Linked DNA regions of Homo sapiens: region 2 is linked to region 1. The links are chromatin loops, found by intact Hi-C in ENCODE. Cell type or tissue: psoas muscle. All regions are shown on one strand.

Region 1 (2,500 bases):
CACCACGCCCACCTAATTTTGTATTTTTAGTAGAGAGGTGGTTTCTCCATGTTGGTCAGGCTGGTGTCAAACTCCCTACCTCAGGTGATCTGCCCAACTTGGCCTCCCAAAGTGCTGGATTAAAGGAGTGAGCCACGGCGCCCAGCTCCCATAAGCATTTTAGAGATACTTTTCTTAACAGTAGAGTAGACTAATTGATATATATGTTACTTTATTTATATAGGTACAGTTTCAATCTTTTTCTAGGTTCTGATTGTCATAAAGCTTTTGATAAGAGGTTATCCAAGAGAAACTTTGTCTAAAGTATAGTATTATTGACTGGAGAAATAATCTCAAGACATGGTGAGAATTGTGACCTTCAGGAGTTTTTTCTAAGTTCTAAAAATCTCCAGTAATGCCTTAATTCAAAACAGGCCCAGACAATTTGACAATATGTACCAGAAGCATTTAAAACTGTCTTTGACCTAACAACACAATTGCTAGCCTGTTTCTTAATGAAAAAATTGGTAATTTACAAAATCATTTATGTACTGCCATTAAGAAAAACATACTTCTAAAGAATGATATACAAAAAAAGATAATGATTCAAGAAAACATTTATCACATATTAAGTAGAAAGACAATTTATACAAGCATGGTACAGTCCTAACTTTGGTTAAAATAATAAAAGACTGATTTAATATATACCAAAAGTGTGTTAACAATATTTTAATAATCTGAGATTGATAAAATTCCCGTGATTTTTATTTTCTTCTATAATTTCAAAATTTTGTAGAATGAACATGTATTACTTTTATAATCAGAAATATATATATAGTATGTTTGTGTCAAACTTCTTTCCAAACACTCTCATTCTAGTCTCAGCTATTATAGTAAAATATCATGGATTTATATATAACGTAAGCATAAGAAGTTGTAGGCAATATTCAGGTACACAAGAGAATATTACTTATGATTGAACTTATTGTGAATGCCTTTGACTATACCTTTTGGCTTTGCTGCTCTACAAACCTTCTCTATCTTTTGATGGTCTGTAATGTGCTGCTGATAGGAAGTTTTTAATTGAAGGATGAAAGGTGATCATATTGAAGGAACCTGAGGCTGTCTTAGCTAGGGCTTGTCTGGGCTAGACTGGCAAACTGGGCCAACTACTATGACGAAAGCAACATTGGAGGGTTAACCCCACTTTTTATGGGCACCAAATCTGTACTAGTTTAGAGCAAGTTCAAAGTCCTGAGTTAGTGAGGCATTGCATTTGTTTTCCCCTGAGACTGTGACCTCTTCCTCTTTCCATTTCCAGCTCTAAGCACAAAGTTTGGCACATGATAGATGCTTAGCAAACAGTATTGGAATTGAAATGGAAAGGAATTAGGAAATTATGCAGATTCTCAACATTAATTTTACTAAATAGACATTGCAATATTAAGCGAAGTGAATTATGCAGATACAGTCACAGGCAACGTCTATATGGATACAAGGGAAGTTCAATTGGAGCCATAATGATCTCTTACATTTCGACATCATAGGCTGTTCTCTGTGCTCCTCTATTTTGGCTGCTGGTGGTAATTGGAAGGCCCTCAGCACTTTCAGCATTTGGCATAGTGAGATGTAAGTTAAATAAGCACATTGGAAACGGATGAAAAATTGCAACATTAAGAGGAAAGTAATACATATTTTTGTAGGTGCATTTTAAGTAAAATGTATATAGTTGTTGTTGTTGTTTTTGAGACGGAGTCTCACTCTGTCGCCCAGGCTGGAGTGCAGTGGCACGGTCTCGGCTCACTGCAACCTCTGCCTCCTGAGTTCAAGCAATTCTCCTGCCTCAGCCTCCTTAGTAGCTGGAATTACAGGCGCCCACCACCAACTCCAGCTAATTTTTTGTATTTTTAGTAGAGACAGGGTTTCACCATATTGGCCAGGCTGATCTCAAACTCCTGATCTCAGGTAGTCCACCTGCCTTGGCCTCCCAAAGAACTGGGATTACAGGCGTGAGCCTGGCCAGTAAAATATATTTTTATCAATTAACCTCCCACCTCAGCTAGCCAGGAAAATCAGATTTTGTCCTTTTGCCTTCTGGGCTATTTGACAACGTATGCTGTTCCTCATGTTAATACCTTAACAGCTGTGCCAACAAGTCTGGTTTGAAAAAAAAGTAAGGGGCTTAATGGTGTGTCTCTGCAGCCTATCAACATCTCTGTGCATCAGTAGATTACTTGAGCCTTTCAAAACAGTTGTTCACCTCAGACATGTGGGTCAAACGTCACTGTAGTTAACATACTGAAGCTTGCTAATACGAATAAGAATTGGAATTATGACTTCTGAGCTCTCAATACCAAGGAAAGCAATGTTATGACAAACCCGTGTTTGTGTTGCTTCGTCACAGAATAACTCAGACACTACAATCAGTAGCTAGCACTCTCTCTGATCTGAATGGTATAGACATCTTCCTTTTACCTTATATTGCTCTGACTTTTCGGTAGGTTTTGTCTTGGAGCTCCAC
Region 2 (2,500 bases), 48 kb after region 1:
TAAACTCAGTTGCATCACCTTACCTGTTTTTCTACTTTGCCTTTCCTCCTTGAGGATATGAGTTTTATAGCTTAAGCTTAGCTTTTTGCTAAACTTTTTAGCTTTCTGCTATCCACCAGGACCATAATGCAGACCTATAGTTCTGTGCCTTTGTTTTCTATACATTTAGGAAGGTGGCTGAATATATTTAGTTATTAATAATTCATTACTTGTGAAAAGGTATTGCTTTAAAAATTATCATTAAAAATTTAAAAACCGTCCAGGCGCGGTGGCTCACACCTATAATCCCAGCACTTTGGGAGGCCGAGGCAGGCAGATCACGAGGTCAGGAGATTGAGACCATCCTGGCCAACATGTGAAACCCTGTCTCTACTAAATTACAAAAATTAGCCGGGTGTGGTGGCGCATGCCTGTAATCCCAGCTACTTGGGAGACTGAGGCAGGGGAATCGCTTGAACCTGGGAGATGGAGGTTGCAGTGAGCTGAGATCTCACCACTGTACTCCAGCCTGGTGACACAGCAAGACTCTGTCTCAAAAAAAAAAAAAAAAATTAAAACCATTTTAGGAACATGGAATATTTCAACTGAGAATTTTCTTAAAAATTAGTCCAGTGTAGTAGAAAAAACCACAACTTCAGAGCTAGGAAACTTGGTTTCAAATTCTGGGACTCTACCATTTAATAGCTTGGACAAGTCAGATAACTTTCTGGAGCCTCAGTTTCTCATCTGTAAAGTGAGGATTATACTAATATCTCCCTCACAGGACTATACTAATTTGTTGTGAGGAGTTAATGAAATAACATGGGAAAGCACCCAGCAGAAGAGTTGACACTTATTAAACACTCAATAAATATTTTTTGAATCTGAGTGGCAAAAAAAAAAAAAAAATGTAGAACACATGTTTGCATGGGTTGAAGCCTAAAAGCAAACACCTAAATATATTATTGGTAAAAGTGGGAATATTCTCACTTATTTTGGTTTTTATCTCTTTCTGTGTGCCTGAAGGGAAATGGCTTTGTCATCTTTCCTAGCCCAGGTTTCTAATGGGAGGGGGTAAAGAACACAGTCCTGTCATTGTGCTGAAACATGTAACCACACACAGCAAATAGGTTTGGAGTATGGTGTGGTTGTTGAGGTGACATTTATTATTGAGAGACAATGAAGAATGGTGTCTTGTTGCTTCATCACAGCTACTGAACTCACAGACTGCCTGCTTGCCAGAGCCTTTGACTCCTCAGGGGGTGGAGCAAAAGATTTCTTTCCTGGATGGAGCAGTCAGTCTATGGTCAGTGTAAGAGTTGCTGTAGCAACCTCACAGCTGTGCTCTGTCTAGCAGAAACTTGGTATGATTTCACGGATTTTGTTCACTTAAGTAAAAAACAGATTTGTTTGGTTTTTATGTAATTAGAAATTGAAATAATGGAATTGGAATTTTCTAGCCAAGGCAGGTCTCAATTTTGATGAAACTGAAGCCAGAAAGTTCCAGTGTTTGAAGCAGCAGGTATTGTGACTATATTCTGATACTGGAAATGGGAGTTGGAATCCTGAATTAACTGTACTTGGGTGGATCATTGGCAACCCAGCCATTTTTATTAGGTTGTAGATAAAGACAGGAGGGTCAGAGGGAAATGTTCAGTTTTCAACAATGTAAGATTAAAGTGGGAGATACTTAGTACATAGTAAGTTAACTGGCTGGGATAATGTAGATAATGTACTTGAAAATTATTTTTGAGCTTTTTTGGTAGCTTTCTTACTTTATTCCTTTTTTTCTATACCTGCCAGTAGATGTGAGAGCTTTTCTTACTTTAAAAGTGTAATTTTAACTATAAATGTATATTCTTTTTTTTTTTTTTTTGGTGGGCATGGAGTCTCGCTGTGTCACCCAGGCTAGAGTGCAGTGGCACGATCTCAGCTCACTGCAACCTCCACCTCTCAGGTTCAAGCTATTCTCCTGCCTCAGCCTCCCGAGTAGCTGGAATTACAGGCACCTGCCATACACCCAGCTAATTTTTGTATTTTTAGTAGAGATGGGGTTTCACTGTGTTAGCCAGGATGGTCTGGATCTCCTGACCTCAGGTGATCCGCCCACCTCAGCCTCCCAAAGTGCTGGGATTACAGGCATGAGCCACTGCGCCCAGCCTAAATGTGTATTCTTATCCATGATAAGAGATCAAAAATTAAATAAAAATTTTACTTGTAATGTGAGAAATCAATCTAAGGGGGGAAGAGGCCAGTTGGTTATGCACAATGGAAGGAGTGCATTGTGGACAGAAATGCAACAGCTGCCATTATTGGTGTAGAGTAAATAATGAAACTCCTAATGGGGTTTCCTGGAACAATATTCAGCTGTAACTAAAGCTTTATCTACTGAGAACATTTAATTGTAGGTGACGTGTAGATAAGTATAAGCTGACACTCAGACATATGACAAGACAACCTTCACTAAGGCATAATAGCAACTGTGAGATTTTTAAAAAACTATGCGTGCCATTGCACCTTT

Evidence for each region. Hi-C counts contacts between places; a loop is a spot of excess contacts. Peaks named below come from ENCODE experiments on the same cell type or tissue, not always from the same donor. Only the 100,000 strongest peaks of a DNase experiment are listed, where the experiment ranks them.
Region 2: it touches region 1 in a loop (2.1-fold over the local background); 3 of 110 quality-filtered maps call a loop at or near these places.

The regions. Positions count from the first base shown.
Region 1 is chr6:109,116,329-109,118,828 of GRCh38, forward strand. The region is part of intron 1 of CEP57L1 (centrosomal protein 57 like 1); the gene reads left to right. Among named protein-coding and RNA genes, the nearest start is that of CEP57L1, 22 kb to the left of the region's middle. In psoas muscle, no CTCF peak of the experiment used is centred here; no DNase peak of the experiment used is centred here; H3K27ac peaks cover 388 bases.
Region 2 is chr6:109,164,543-109,167,042 of GRCh38, forward strand. CEP57L1 (centrosomal protein 57 like 1) reads left to right here. Exons shown (of 11, transcript NM_001271852.3): 11 at 1-2,500. It also overlaps the pseudogene CCDC162P. Among named protein-coding and RNA genes, the nearest start is that of CEP57L1, 70 kb to the left of the region's middle. In psoas muscle, no CTCF peak of the experiment used is centred here; a DNase peak (open chromatin) is centred at 1,229; H3K27ac peaks cover 1,134 bases.